3 separate regions of the Mus musculus genome follow, and regions 1 and 2 are each linked to region 3. The links are chromatin loops, found by intact Hi-C in ENCODE. Cell type or tissue: left cerebral cortex. All regions are shown on one strand. Links, peaks and the distances in the headings refer to the core of each region. The heading gives the core; the rest is flanking DNA. Region 1 overlaps Gm29461 (predicted gene 29461). Region 2 holds the start of B230216N24Rik (RIKEN cDNA B230216N24 gene). Region 3 has its middle 71 kb from the start of Slco6d1.

Region 1 (5,407 bases), core at 416-4,415, 160 kb after region 3:
TTTATTTTAAGACGGCAGAAGAGTAAAAAGCAGATTGAAAAGCATACGACATCTCTGCAGCTCGAGCTCTGCAAACAACGATGGCATTTGCAGAGTTCTGCGAGCCTTCTCAAATGTGGTTGCAGTTTTAATGTGTGTTGACATCTTTCTCTGTGTGCAGAATTAGCTGGGAGAACAACATTTTGTGCTTTTTCCTGCTTGCGACAGCATGAGCACATGGAAAGAGCCAGTAACTGAGCAGCCATTCCCCATGGAAGGACACTAAGACAGTTTTGCTTCAGTTTTTACACAGTAGTATTATGAATACATGGGATTGCCTGGGTCACGGATCATTCCAATGACACAGGGAAAAAAAGAAAGCACATTAGGTATTCCTCTTACATCATTCTCTGAAGCAGGGGCAAATGAAACAGATAAATGTAATCATTGGAAAATAATTTTACTGTTATCAAATTAGAGGCATGGTAAATAACTGAGATCAGAACTTCACAGAGGCTCTCAAGGAACTGGAGTTTCACACTATAATTTAGAAAACAATAGAGTGAAAAATTAAAGAGCACTAACATGAAATAAATTTAGGAAGACTGAAAAAGAAACAACATACAAGAACTGTACTGATTAGGAAATGGGCAATTTAAGTTCTTGAGAAGAGTAAATCTCCAGCAAGAATTAATTTGCTTCCTGCTGAGTCCTGCTGGTTTTTCTTCTCTCCTCAATCACTGTTTATTTCATAAAATCAGCATTCACCTATCTCTTTTGATTATTTAATTTTGGGGGGATTTTCTTCTCACAAAGCTGTTAGCACAGCTAAACTCAACTCCGCATGCAATGTGTAAACACATGATAATGGCCTGCAGAAGTGTTGGATTGTTTATTCCACTCTGCAGACCTCATTGTTTAGATGCTGTTTCCCCTCCAGAGAAATCTCTCAGTAGGATTCCTAAAGCGGCTTCTCACTGCCTGCATCTTTCACTGACATTTACCAAATGCCCAGGCTCTCATAGAAAAAAAAAAAAAATCACGAAAGCAATATTCAAACTGTGACAGATTCTTATTTCTAAACAAGAGATGGGTCATGAGCTGTAGCTGACAAAAACGGTGAAAAAAAAAATGTTTTTAAATGAGAATTTCCTCAAACTTCACTATCTCCATCTCTGTGGCTGTCTAAAATTCTGCATTCTCAGGTGGGGACCAGAGGGTTGGTAAAAGCATTCTCTGGTTGAGAGTTACTATTCATTAAAAAAGAAACAATGGGCGCCATCCCAATGGAATTCTCCTGGCAGAATATTCAAATAAAGCATGCTTCAAGTATGGCACAAACCTTTAGAAATAAACAGCTCCGCATCCTCTTAGATGAGTCATGCGGGTTTTCACTTTGTCACAAGGACAAGCATGATGCAGACGGCCTTTCCTTCTCTCTTTATTCAGCTTCTTTACTGTTTTTGATTAGTTACCTCAGCTGAGACTCCTTGCTCGATGCAAAGGCTCCTGGTGGCTTGTCTGAGCCTGGATGTGTCAAGACAGAATATTCCTTCTAAGTCCAAGGCTGAGTTTTCCCACCCTGGCATTTGTCCCCGGAGTTCTAGATGTTGATGGGCAGTTATTTAAAAAGATGATTGTTTTTCTGTGTGATTTAAAATAAAGTTTAGCTTTATTGTGCCCTTTGTAATGGTATTTGTCATCTTATATTTAATAGCAGGCTGTCAGGCTGCTTTATTTTAAACCAAGACAAAAGACTACCATAGGAAAAATACAATCACCAAATCAAATATTCATGCAGATCCTCAGATTGAACTTAATTTATGAGATAACCTCTAAGATTATTAGTGTATTGTGGCCATACTTATGTTTTTCACTCTCATGCTTTGTCACTGTAGAGACATGAAAATGCTATTCATTGTTGCTAGGAGATGGGTGGCTATGGCAACAGCATGGGGCAGAGCCAGATGGAGCGCCTCAAGCTAGTCAGGGTTAGCCTCATTTTTTGATCTCCAAATGACTCCTCTGCAGTCCTGTGAATGAAGAATCAGCCTCTTCAGCTTGTTTCAAAAGATAGGCCACATGGCTTCTCCTCGCGTGTCAGCTGTCCCCATTAACAAGTGTCTTTTGCGTGTTTAACGATGTACTGTGAGGTTGTTGGAAAGGGAAAAGACACTGGATAACAAGGGGATTATCACTGTTTAACTGTGTTCTCATACTGTTATTAATCTAGCACAGATCTGGTGCCATATGTGGCTTGTCATCATTCCATTTAACTCCTGGTGACTCTCGTGGAAGTGCCATTCCAAGAGCAGAGGGGACATATGTTCCTAATTTTGGTTTGCTCATTCCTCAAAGATTTATGGCTATTCTAAAGTCATGAATCATCATCTTTAAGGCACCCTTACATTTCATCAGAATAGACTATCTTCTCTGGATCTTCTTTATGCTGAGTTTTGTGGATTCTGCCTTTAAGCCTAGTACTTGAAAAGTTGTAGCAGAAGGATAACCCCAAGTTCAAGGCCAGCCTATGCAACAAAGTGAAACCTTTCTCTAGTCCTCCCTTCTCAAAAATATCTCATCACACGGCTATACACAGTATGACAAGTTTTTTTTCAAAACCTTGGGGTGTAGTGAACACACACATGTTCCTCTTATAAACAAATAAAAATGTTAACATGTTAAAGTCATTAGTGTTTGAGTAGGTCAGTGTTCTCCAGAGCAGCAGAACCTATAGCTGAATAGTAAAAAGAATGCCTTAAATCAGCTTAGAAGCAGAGAAGCCCACAGTGACTCAGTACTGAAGGCTGGTACACCTGCAATTGGAGTGAATCCCACACTCATGGTCTCACACCAGAAGCCCACAACCCAGCACTCAGTCCCAGAGGCTGGTGCCACAGCAATCCTAACCTGGAGCTGCAAACCTTAAACGTTCCCGGAGAATGGCTAGTCCTTGGTCAGTGATGAAGCCTGGAAATGCTGGTTCTGCGATCCCTGGAGACATCAGCCATGGCTGCAATGGGAAACCCACTTGGTGTCTGAAGGTATGGACAAAGGAGAACAATGTTCCCAGTGCCAGGCTCTCTGTTTATCTAGGCGGCTCCCAGAAGGAACCATTCACACTGGAGTAGGTTTTTTCTCACCCACTGAGAAAATCAGGGCAATCCTTCAGGTGAAACTCCCTACTCACATGATTGTAATTCCTGACAAATTAACATTAAGACCAACCATCACCGGGGTTCATAGGGATGAATCTGGTTTTCTAAAAATATCCATTACTCATACTTTTTTAGTATATCATTGTCTCCCAAAACACTATATCCCCACACTCCTTACCATAGCAGATACCATTGAACCTGAATGTGCCAACTTGTAGTTCACTAGCCAATCAAACTGAATATGCTCTGCAAGACTTTCCTCTGGTAAGATCAGAGAGATTTCTAATTTCTTGTCCCTTTCAACTCTTCTACACCATTCCCTCACACAAAATATCGCTTCTAATTTATCTCTTTTTTGTTTCCTATATGCTTACTGGTTCAAATATTTATCAGGTACTTCCTATGTACCTGGTCCTCATGCCAGTTTCCATTAGCTAAAGAAGAGCATAATGAGAGTGAAAGACCATCTAACAGGGATAATATATCCATAAAAATTAACAATGAATGTCATTTCTTAGGTGTTTCCTATATGCAGGACATGTGTGAACACTATATTTAATGTTCATAATGTCATCATTATCATTTACAGCTAAGACTTGCTCAGACTCAAGACTAAGTGACTTGCCCAGTCAGGGAGGCAGAAAGCAATGAAACATACTACAGCGTAGCTCCATCTCCCTTCAAAAATGATAATTCCTTTATTGATTTGACATAATGGGATATTCTCAGTAATAAAATGTGTGTTATTCCAGGCTGGATGCCAGATAAGGAAGTGATGAATCCGTAAGAGCGGGCCAATGAGGTCATAGGCACTAGAACAGCTAAGCTGGTAAATAAGGATGTGACGAGTGACATGGAAGGAAGGGGACATTTTAGAAATAGGCATAACCTAGAACATCATTATTTTAAGCTTCCTTTAATTACTTTCAGTCCTTTCAGCCTCCCCATATATGAACCTATAGAGTGTGCCATAGACATCCCATTCTCCTGGTGGAACTGACTTTGAAGCAAGCACTATCTTGGACTCTGCACTACACAAATGTTGGATCAGTTTCCTTGACCATAAAAATATTTGAGAATAAAAATCAAACCTTTCAGCTATGTGTTTACTTTTTTTGTTTGGTTGGTTTTAGTTAGTTTGTTTGTTTTGGAAGACAGGATTTCTCTGTCTTCCTTTGGCTGTCCTGGAACTCTTTCCATAGACCAGGCTGGCCTTAAACTCACAGAGCCTGCCTGCCTCTGCCTCCTAATTCCTGCAATTAAAGCCATGTAGCATCACTAACCAGTTTAGTTTTCATTTTTTCAAGCACCAAGAGTTGTTTTCAGAACACAGCAGATGATATGCACAACCATATATTGGTCAAGTAACTTTTCAGAACGCTAACACGGCTTTATAGATTAGAAATTCTTTCATTCACTTGGCTCCTTGGATCTTCACGTTGATTATATCTAATAATAATCTAGTAAAGTTTGCCAGCTTACTGTTGTTAATTCTCACTTTATACTAGTCTGTTTTCTAAAAAAAAAGAAAACTGTAATAGGTATAATATTTAATTGGAAAATAATAAAAGCTCACTTTCTGTTATGCAAATGTTGAATAATGAAATCCATCTCCAGCTTAGTAGATATATGAAAACCCACATGTATACTAATACTACAAAGCTTGTATTGTAACTTTCTGTCTTTATGCAGTTTCATCACACAAGAACTGCAAGATAATTTACTATTGAACCATTTGCTAGTTCAACTAATAGCAAAACTTATAAATAAATAAAAAGGTAAAATTGTAATTAACTTCTATGGTGGCTACTGTTGTCCATGGGACATTCCTAGAAAAAACAAATTAGCAAGACTGTACATAGCAAGTGGGTACCTCCCTGACACCTGCTGCTTTCCTCAGTTGCAAGCCCTTGAGAAAGTTACTAACGGGATTCTGAAGGCATAAATGGTCCTGGACCTTAATCAAAGGCTGCAAGATAGACAACAAACTCAGATTTCCCCAACAGAAGTCCAAATACATTGTCAGAGCCCAGAGGGGTACCCATCATATAGTAAACTGCCTCCTCTCTCAGATGAAAGTTTGGTTTTCTTAAATGGAGAAACTTTTCATCCAATGGTCACAGGATCCATCACCACGAATAGATACTGTGAGTAAACTCAGATCCCTACTTGAAGCCAGTGATGAGTTGTCTCACTGGACACCACACTTGAATGTCCACTGTCATTTTTAGCTCATGAACCTGTAGAAAAATATCACAGAGCATTTCTTG
Region 2 (5,407 bases), core at 950-4,949, 300 kb after region 3:
GGAGGCGGGGCAGGGAGTCTGGCCTGTTGACACTGCTGCTCCCTCCATGGGACTGAAAACTATGGAATGCTTAACAAATTTGCATGCCATCCTTGCGCAGGGGCCATGCTAATCGTCTCTGTATTGTTCCAATTTTAGTATATGTGCTGCCAAAGTGAGCACTTCTAGATACTTTTCAGTGTATATTCATATAAACAGAAACAGTTTGAGATGTGATTTTATAAAGGTCAGGCTAGCTTCAATGACCTTGAACTACTGAGCCTCCTGATTTACCTCCTGATTTCTGGGATTACAAAGATGAGCTGGCACACACAGTTATGAGCACGAGGGATTGAATTCAGAGGCCCTCATGAATATTACACAAGCATTCTACCTATCAGCTATATCCTCAATCCAACAGATGTTGTTGTTGTGGGTTTTTTTTTTTTAAATCATGCCATATGTGTAGAGCAATATGTTTTTTATACTTAGTGTATATGGTGTGTACATGCACATGAGCACGTGTGCATGCTATAGCATGCATGTGAAAGCAAGGAAGCAAGATAACAGTTTTCAGGAGTTGGCTCTCTCCTTCCACCATACAGGTCTGGGATGCTCAGGTTGTCAGAGCTCAGTATCAAGCAACAGACTTGACCAGCCATCTCCTTGGCTCTCAGTAGTACTCCTGCTTACCTACCATCTTGCTGAACTTGGTCTGTTTTGCTTTTCAAACAGGATCTCAGAAAGCACAGATGAAAGAACGGAAGCTTGATTGGAAAGCTCTCTCTCGTTAACTGACTTAATGGCATGCTATGTTTTCCTGAGACTACATGTTACAATTCTGCTCTCATTTTTTCTCAAGCTCTACAGGAGTGAGAACCCCCCAACTTGTCAATTAGGTTCAAAAAAAACCTCTATATTTTTTTCAGATTGGAAATTGGTACTGTTCTATTCCATTTACTGTTTTTGAAGCCACTGGTCTGGTTAGACATTTGTAAACTGTTTACTTACAAAGGAAACATTAAGAGGCAGGCGTGGCATCATCTAAATTGAAATAGAGATAATAATAGTGCCTTTGAAAGAGCTAAGATCTAAGTATATAGTACAGAGTGACAACCTTCAGTTTATATTGTGCTGTGACTGTCTTAAGGAAGACCTGCCCACTTTCTTGCTTATCCTTACAATTGCAGTAGTTACAATAAAAATTAGATCCCGGTATTGTTGAAAAACATGTCAATCAAATATGCACGGGAGAGAAAACAATAGTTTTCATACTACAGATGATAAATTATATACTTATTAAAGTGTTGCAACCGATCAGATAAGCAGAGGATATCATTATAGCCTCAGTTTGACGCTGGCACATGGTTATTTTCAGCAATTACTCTAAACCTGGTGTTGTTAAAAGGGCTTGTGTTCTCTTCAGCATGGGTGGCAGAGGCAAGGAAGAACAAAGAGTTCAAAGGAAAGCTTTATGTTCTGTGTGGCTTTCCAGGGAAGGGCATCATTACAATAGAATTTATTCTGCCTTTGACACAGACGACTTCACCAAGAAAACTGTAGCATCAAGTCCTGCTTTCCTGGCTGATTTTATCAGGGTGTAATAACTAGCCATTTCCCTGGAGGTGTTTTCTGCATAAGTGACCTGTTGGCAAGGATTTAGTGGAGCTCAGAGATTAATGGACCCACAGCTGCCACCTTCCAGAGAAATAAATAGAAAGAATCAGTTGTCATTGTTATCAGCATGCAGACATCCTAAGGCACAGATGTGGGCTTTCTTTTCAAAGTGAATCAAGCATTCACTCTCAAGGAAAAGGATATTTGTAATGCAATAATATTAATGCTTGTTAAGTGAGAGAATTATATATGAAGCTAGACTTCTGTTACCTCGGAGCATTGGGTATTGACCTATGCCTTCCTTAGAGCTCTGTGTGTGAAAAGGATGTTGCCAATGGAACGGTGTAATGACATTTGCCATTAAGAAGTCATGCTGAAATTAGTAATTCCAGAATTCACTGAGTTCTTCTGCTCTGCGTCACAGTTGCTGCCTCTGTGACAACCTTCCTTTCCTACTTAGCAAATCCAAGCCTGGTCGCTTGAGCCCCAGGAAGTTGTTAAAGCAATTAAAGGCGGCTGTCTCCCAGCACATTGCTCCGTTACCATAGTAGCCTCTGCCTCCAAGTCTCTCCTGATGATGTCAGTATGCATACACGGGTTGCTCAGAGCATCTACGTGGGGATGATTCATCCCACAATAAAGCCCCTCTCCTGTTGCTCTCCTGCCAGTGTGATTAGCAATGGAGGGTAAGTGCTTTGTTTAATATACTATTATAAGAATTACCAAATGTCTCTATTATTTTGCTTTAGGTTTCTTGTGTTCTAAAATATACTTCTAACTGAAACATAATATATAGGAACAAGCTATAAATCTGTTGTCGGGGATTGGCTAAAATTTTCCTATATATTATGTGTATGTGTGCATATGTGTGTTCACATGTAGGGGTGGGCTTATAAAAATCACTGTGAATGCACAATGTAATACCTCTTACCCCCTGATAAGCGAAACCAGCATGCACACTATAGCTTTCCTTTTAAACTGTTTGCATTCCATAAAAAAAAAAAAAACTTAACATATTTTTTACAGGTGTCATAGGGCAGCTAAGGCTCTTAGAAAGTATGTGAATTATACATTTTTTTACTGATATTTTATCCATCTTAAGTGATAATAACAGGATATGGGAAGGTATTGTCGGAAGTTCAGTGTCTACTGACAGTCATAATTGCATACTTCAATCCTACTTCCATATGTTTCTAATATTGCAGAGGAGTGAACTTGGTGCTTGATGAAATACTTACGTATGCCTCCCTTCCTGAGGCTGAGCATTTGTCTTCACATCTCTGCAAAGAGGACTGTGCAGTCTCTTATGGTGTCAGGGGGAGAGCTATGAGTGAAGAGTCCCTTCTGGAAGTTAGTTTTCTGTTTCAGCTTTTCTCCCCCAAACTGTCTCATCAAGAAATCCATAGACCTCTCTTCTCCATCACCACACCACGCATTCTGCCTGTGGTTCCTTCCCTGGATCCCCAGTAAACAATTTCAGTACATCTGGTAGTGAGCTTTAAGGAGAGTAGAAAAGGGTGATTTCTAACTGTTAGTAAATAGCTTCGCGAGAGGACAGGGGCTTGAGAATGGCTCGTACAGAGACTACCCATCCTTCAGGAAGCTGAACCTTTGTTCTGTATAGAAGTCAGGCGCATGGCTTAGTTGACAGGGACAAGAAGTGGTTTAGACTGTTTATTTCTAGAGTCTTGTATTTTTAGAATACCGTGGAATATGGTCTATATAATTTGTTTCTGGGAAATTATGTTAATGGAACATTAATGCTAGATGTAGGTTTCTATAAAGAGTAAGTAAGAAATAATGGTTGTAAGAGTATAAAGCCATACTAAAAGTTACATTCAGCTCCTTGGAACTGAAGGATGTGTCATATGTATCATAAGTGTTTATTCTTTGAATTTTCCCAGTCTTGAAACTATATTAAAACAGTGTTAAATTATACTTGCCCTTGTGTTTAATAAGTTATTCATTAATTGCTATTAGAAACTGATTCTCATAAGTAGAAGCAAATTCATCTACATTACAGTAGAGTAAATGTTGAAGAAATTGACTCAACCTAAACTGATACCATACTTGTAAAATCTCTTATTGAAATACACTCATAATGCTTGTGTTAGAAATAAAACTAATACGCTTCATGCTAAATTTTATCTTATTTTTTTCTGCTCATGTTTGCAGCAATACAACCTAATTCATTAGCTAACTGAATTCACAGTTTAAAATATATATTCAGTTTCAACTTTAAAAGTTGAAAATAGTCATTTTCCAACTTGACCGTGCTAGCCATACTCTGGGGAAAATACACTTCAGGAGTCCAGCCTTCTTCCTGTTTGAGTTAGAAGCAGTCCCAGGCTATTCAGGAAGAGTGATCTTTAAAATTGCCTTAGGAGAGGGTCTCTTTTATTTTCGTGTCATAATGAAAGTTTTAAGTTTAACAGTTACATTTGTTCTTGCTGAAGCGTGGAGATGCCAAGTCTAAAGACTTGACAGCTTGAGGTAAATGAGATATGCATGAGACATGGCAGAAAGATGATTATGTCGGCTCTCACAAGACAGATAACTGGAAGAAAATCCAAAAAAAAAAAAAATTCCAGGACATTGTATGGAGAAAATAGATGTGTAAATAAACATCTAGAGAAGACTGAAAGCTCATGTTGGGAGGAGTCAGAAAAGCACCTTCTAAGACATCATGTCCCCAACGTCTAACCTAGGTTCTAGGTTTTATATGGCACCATCTGTTCTCAGGAACATATGATCCCCAGGTTAGAACAGGACCATATTTCTCTGGTCAGTGTCTAGCCCTCCCCCTAAAAGAAGTGATCTATGTAGCATGACTGAGGTGGTCATCTAGTCTCCCGTCATTTGCTCTACCCAGTTACTACAGGACTTACAGCTTACAGGGCACTCATGTCTCACCTTAGAGTTCTGTTGGTTACAAGTCAACACAATTGAGGAAATTTTTTTCCAGGAGGCTCTGAGGAAGAATCAAGTTCCATGCCCTCACAGCTTCCAAGGCTTTGCCGGGTCATAGCCTCCCTTCCCCATTGTCAAAGCAAGCAAGAGAGGACAGATCTTTGCACTGCTATCTTTCTGCTTCTCCATAGCCAAGAAAAAAAAAAAGCTTTCTGTTTTGAAAGATGTGTGATATCCCCTAACTTGGGTCCACTTGTATAACCCAGGACAGCCTAACCATGTTGACGCCTTTAACCTCAGCCACTTGCATGGTCATTATATAGCCAACATAGCATATTCAGAGACTCCAAAGTTTAGGGCATCAGCATCTTTGTGAGCCATTATTCGGCCTACTTCAGAAGCATAACATTAAGCTCACAAATCTGATATTTTTTATATAAAGCTGTGCCAATAGAGAACACGAAATTCTGACCTAATTCACTGAATGCCGACCTCCTGAAGGATAATAAAATTCCTCAAGATAAATAGTCAGGGGAAACTGAATTAGAAAGAAATGTTTCACCAACTCCAGTGTTCAAAACCCTATGTCACATAGGTGAGGTCTATAAAGTGACACTCTTCTCACTTTCATATTTTTATTGAGAGGCTAACATCAGATCGAGTTAATTAAACAAGGATGATTAGAGACTACAAAATTCTATTACTTAAGTCATATGTGGATGAGCCTGGGTGTATTTTTAGAATCTGAAGGGTAATGGCTGGGCCACTGGAGACCCAAATATGAGAACTAATAATCCTAAGATTTGAATAACGCTGCCGTTCGTTGATCTGTCAGGAAGCCATATGAATTATAAGCTCAAGCTGATGGTACTGGAAGGTTTGCCCTATGGCTTCCTTGGAA
Region 3 (5,407 bases), core at 437-4,436:
TAATGCAAATGGAAACTATTTTCCAAGTAGAGACTGGAAGAATAAAGCTTTAACGCCATAGAATAGGGATTGCTTTTGAAAACATATCAGAATGCAGACAGAATTGTTATGAGAAACACCTGGAACACAGGGGCTTGAGTGACAGCCTTGTGTTTCTGTGACATGACAATCTGGAGTAGTGTGGGCTGCCAGCTTGGTCTCCACATCTCTGCATGGCCCATGTGTCAGAGCTGCCAAGCCATCATTAGTTTACATCTCTAAATTGAAGGGCATTGGACAGTTGTCACCCGGTCCCAGATAGTAGAAACAAGAGTGAAAAAAGAAACAAAAAAAAACCCCAGCAAATACTTTTCTGACAAACAAACAAGCAAACAAACAAAAAACAAAAAAATTATCACATATCTTGTTCAGTTACATTGCATTTATTAGAACTTCATCTTTTGGCTGTCCCTAATGAGTGACTAGGGAGAGGTAAGAGTAGGTTGAAGCCCTTGGTAACTAAAGGAGGTTGTATATTAGAACTTGATAATCAATATCATCTGTCTGTCATTGATGCTTTTAACAATAATTTCTTTTTTGTTGCCTTGAAATATTTATTTATTTATTTATTTATTTATTTGCATTTCAGATGTTAGCCACTTTCCTGGTTTTCCCTCCACAACCCCCCTATCTCATCCCCCCCCTCCACCTGCTTCTATGAGGGTGCTCCCCACCCACCCACTCACCTCCAACTCACCACCCTAGCATTCTCCTACACTGGGCATCGAGCCTCCATGGGAGCAACCAATAATTAGAGGGGGTCAACTATTACTCACTAAAGGCTGCATAATGTGTTGGTCTGTGGGATGTCACATAGTATTCATAGTCTTGTGTGATGAGTACTATGTCTCTCTCTCTTTCTCTCTCTCTCTCTCTCTCTCTCTCTCTCTCTGTGTGTGTGTGCGTGTGTGTGTGAGTGTGTGTGTGAGTGAGTGAGTACATGTGAGAGAGAATTTGTGTGAATGTGGGTGTGGGGGATATGTGGGTGTGAGTGTGTGAGGATGTTGCTGTCTTTTGATATGCAAATGTGCATTCGTGCAGAGAAATTACTGAGAATGTGAGTAAAGATGATCCAGGAATAGACCTGTAAAGAAATTCTTAATTATGAAACTATTAAAATATTTTAGCTAGGAGGTATTGCAGCTGATTAGCTCTTTAGGAATTCCATTTTGGTTAAAACCTCTTCTTACGAGGGCTATAAGGAAAAAAAGAATTCTTCATTTTGATGTAATTCAAAATTTATTAAACATTGTCTTTTAGCCAGATGTATATTGTTTCCCTTGAGAATGATAAAAATCACTAAAATAAAAAAATAACAGGGACTAGGTCTGTTGCCTGGAAACACTTCACATTTGATAACCTCTCTTAAAATGTACCTTAGTCTTTATAAAATAGAAAAGCTAGATAGGAGGGGAAGGATATACAGAGAAGTAATACAGGTTTCTGCTGATACTGGTTTCTAGTTTCAGCCCTGTTAAATTCAAAGTCTCCTGCATAGAAAATGCAAGGAAAAGAAGCACAAAGTCTAGGTTTCTGCCCTTCAAACACAAATGAATTCCATAGGTCAGGAAAGTTTACACTGAATCAACCAAAGCATAGCTAATAAGGAAGTAGATTTGTTTTTCATCCACAGGACGAGTCCTCGATTCCACAGGTGGGTCTGATTTCTTTTTTGTGACTATAGTATAAATAATAGCCTCAAATACCAGGAAATTGCTTTGCATAACTGCCTAAGACAAAACTGGATCCCTGGTTTTGCATATTTTCTCAACCATTCTCAATGCAAACATAATTTGGATTGAAAATTTTGTTACTAAATAATTGAATCTAGAGAGACCCATTCCAAAATGTTCATTGGTGTCTTAAATATGTACTTTTTTTTCTTTTGCTTAGTGATTATATCAGCCAGTTTATTTGAAATCATGACGCCATTGAAGATACTAACAATGGAAGAAGGAAATAAAATTCTAGAAATACCTTCTAGGTATTAATGCGATGATTTTGTACCACCAGATGGCGGTATTTAGTTTTGAAACCATATTCGCCATACCACAGCCAAGTATTTAAAGCAGTTCAATATGAATGAATAACCTTGTCTTAGACAAAAGAACCATCACCAGAAGAGTCTAATGTCTTTTCTTTGTTCTAGTATCATCCATCTGTGCAAGCTGTCCCTTCCTTTGAAATACACGAAAAATTAACTATGTACAAAACCCACACTGGAGCTACAAGACAGAATGGGACTACAAGTGCCTGTATTTGGCAACAGATGGTTTGAAACTGAATACAATAATCAATAATGATGATGCCTTGACTACATGAGCAGCTGTCCTCCCCACAGCTCAAGAGCCTCTCATCATCCCTCTCCTGCCCCAACAGACAGTTATATCACCTAGAGAATGTTCCTTTGTCTCTTTCCTTTCTTTTCCTTTACTTTTGATTTTGCTTCTCATCTCCAGATAATAATCAACCTTCCTGACACAAGAGAGCAACACTTTTGCTTGTTCTCACACCTATACAAATACTCTGCAAACTGTTTTAAGCCTCTCATACCATAAGCACATAAACTTGATGATGGAATAGGTAGACTGAAGATCATTGAAATACCTGTTCAAGAAATTTTGTCTCAAGAATACTTATCTGTGTATGGCCTTAGAACAGGATGAGCTCTTTATATAAGCTTTGACTTAGAAGGAAAGGTGTTTGATTATTAAAGAATACTTGAATTTTTCTCTCAACTGATTACTAATTTCTTACTCAAGCCTTAAATCTTCTGATTAGTTATTTGTTTCTTTAGGAAATAATAGACTTTGTAAGTACAGTTTACAAATGTTAATCTAAAGAAATGTTTAATTTTCAAGTCTGTCTATTTCTGACATTTCATTAATTTGGGAGGAGGGGAGAGTGTCTTATTGCACATGTCATAGTGTATGTATGGAAGTCAGATGGCAACTTGTAGGAATTGGTTTGTCCTACATATCCTCCACATAAGCTCTCCAGGTGGAGGTCAGCTCTAATGGCAATCACATTTACCCACTGGGACATTATTTATTAATTAACTGCCATGGAATAGAAATGTATCTGCTTAGTAAATGACAATTTCTTCTTTGTTTATTAGATATTTTCTTTATTTACATTTCAAATGTTATCCCATTTTCTAGTCTCCCCTCCAAAAATCCCCCTATCCTCCTCTCTTCCCCCTGCTCCCTGCACCCACTCCTGCTTCCTGGCCCAAACATTTCCCTATACAGGGGCATAGAACATTCATAGGACCAAGGGCCTCTCCTCCCATCGATGACCAACTAGGCCATCCTCAGCTACATATGCAGCTAGAGCCATGAGTATCTCTGTGTGTTTTCTTTGATTGGTGGTTTAGTCCCAGGGAGCTCTGGGGTTACTGGTTAGGTATTATTGTTGTTCCTCATACACGGCTGCAAACCCTTTCACCTCATTGGGTACTTTCTCTAGCTCCTTTATTGGGGACTTTGTGCTTCCTTTAATGGGTGAGTATGAGCATCCATTTCTGTATTAGTCAGACACTGGCAGAGCCTCTCGGGAGACATCTATATAAGTCTCCTGCCAGCAAGCTCTTGTTGGCATCTGCAATAGTGTCAGGGTTTGGTGGTTGTTTATGGTATGGATTCCTAGGTGAGGCAGTATTTGGATGGTCATGCATTCAGTCTCTGCTCCCAAATTTTTCTCTGTAACTCTTTCAATGGGTATTTTGTTCCACCTTCTAAAAAGGATCAAAGTTTCCACACTTTGGTCTTCCTTCTTCTTGAGTTTCATATATTTTGCAAATTGTATCTTGGGTATTCTGACCTTCTGAGCTAATATCCACTTATCAGTTAGTGCATAATATGTGTGTTCTTTTTAATTGGGTTACCTCACTTAGAATAATATCCTCCAGATACATCCATTTGTCTAAGAATCTCATAAATTCATTGTTTTTAATAGCTGAGTCGTACTCCATTATGTAAATGCACCACATTTTTTGTATCCATTCCTCTGCTGAGGGATATCTGGGTTCTTTTCAGCTTCTTGCTAAATAAGGCTGCTATGAACATAGTGGAGCATGTGTCCTTATTACAATTTGGAGCATCTTCTGTGTTTATGAACAGGAGAGGTATTGCTGGATATTCTAGTAGAACTATGTCCAATTTTCTGTGGAACTGCCAAACTGATTTCCAGAGTGGTTGTACCAACTTGCAACCCCAACAGCAATGTAGAAGTGTTCTTCCTTTTCCACATCATTGTTAGCATCTGATGTCACATTAGTTTTTGATCTTAGCTATTCTAACTGATGTGAGCTGTAATCTCAGGGTTGTTTTAATTTGCATTTCCCTGATGATTAAGGATGTTGAGAATTTTTTTAGGTGCTTCTTGGCCATTCAGTAATCCTCAGTGGAGAATTCTTTGTTTAGCTCTGTACCCCATTTTCAATAGGGTTATTCAGTATTCTGGAGTCAAATTTCTTGAGTTCTTTATATATATATTGGATATAAGGCCCCTAGGTTTAGGAGTTCTCTAGTGGAATTTTTGGGTTCACTTACATATACTATCCTATAATCTGCAAATAGTGATATTTTGACTTCTTCCTTTCCAAATTGTATCCCTTTGATCTTCTTTTGTTGTCTAATTGCTCTGACTAGGACTTCAAGTACTATATTGAATAGGTAGGGAGAAAGTGGGCAGCCTTGTCTAGTCCCTGATTTTAGTGGGATTGCTTCCACAGTCTCTCCATTTAGTTTGATGTTGGCTACTTATTTGCTGTATATTGCTTTTATTATGTTTAGGTATGGACCTTGAATTCCTGATCTTTCCATGACTTTTATCATTAAGGGGTGATTTTGTCAAATGCTTTCTCAGCATCTAACAAGATGATCATGTGATTTTTGTCTTTGAGTTTGTTTATATTGTGGATTACATTGATGGATTTCCATATATTAAACCATCCCTGCATCCCTGGGATGAAGCCTACTTGGTCATGATGGATGATCATTTTGATATGTTTTTGGATTTGGTTTGCAAGGATTTTATTCAGTATTTTTACATCAATATTCATAAAAGAAATTGATCTGAAGTTCTCTTTCTTTGTTGGATCTTTGTGTGGTTTATGAATCAGAGTAAATGTGGCTTCATAGAATAAACTGGGTAGAGTGCATTCTGTTTCTATTTTGTGGAATAGTTTGAGGAGTAGTAGAATTAGGTCTTCTTTGAGGGTCTGATGGAACTCTGCACTAAACCCATCTAGTCCTGGACTTTTTTTGGTTGGGTGACTATTAATGACTGCTTCTATTTCTTTAGGGGAAATGGGACTGTTTAGATCATTAATCTGATCCTGATTTAACTTTGGTACCTGGTATCT

The links. Peaks named below come from ENCODE experiments on the same cell type or tissue, not always from the same donor. Only the 100,000 strongest peaks of a DNase experiment are listed, where the experiment ranks them.
Region 1: a loop joins it to region 3, with 2.7 times the contacts of the local background. A loop is called at or near these places in 7 of 42 quality-filtered maps.
Region 2: it touches region 3 in a loop (4-fold over the local background); 3 of 42 quality-filtered maps call a loop at or near these places.

Annotation. Positions count from the first base shown.
Region 1 is chr1:98,186,924-98,192,330 of GRCm38, reverse strand. Gm29461 (predicted gene 29461) reads right to left here. Exons shown (of 4, transcript NR_151613.1): 4 at 1,633-5,407. Among named protein-coding and RNA genes, the nearest start is that of Gm29461, 16 kb to the right of the region's middle. In left cerebral cortex, for the core only: no CTCF peak of the experiment used is centred there; DNase peaks (open chromatin) are centred at 901, 1,375 and 1,952; H3K27ac peaks cover 2,195 bases.
Region 2 is chr1:98,044,577-98,049,983 of GRCm38, reverse strand. The region is part of intron 1 of Pam (peptidylglycine alpha-amidating monooxygenase); the gene reads left to right. B230216N24Rik (RIKEN cDNA B230216N24 gene) reads left to right here and starts at 2,191. Exons shown (of 3, transcript NR_037993.1): 1 at 2,191-2,282. It overlaps Gm24465 (a small nuclear RNA gene), which reads right to left and starts at 162; the gene lies at 56-162. In left cerebral cortex, for the core only: no CTCF peak of the experiment used is centred there; DNase peaks (open chromatin) are centred at 1,728, 2,132 and 3,005; H3K4me3 peaks cover 2,054 bases; H3K27ac peaks cover 2,069 bases.
Region 3 is chr1:98,347,123-98,352,529 of GRCm38, reverse strand. No RefSeq gene overlaps it. Among named protein-coding and RNA genes, the nearest start is that of Slco6d1, 71 kb to the left of the region's middle. In left cerebral cortex, for the core only: a CTCF peak has its summit at 2,041 (motif pointing right); DNase peaks (open chromatin) are centred at 979 and 2,093.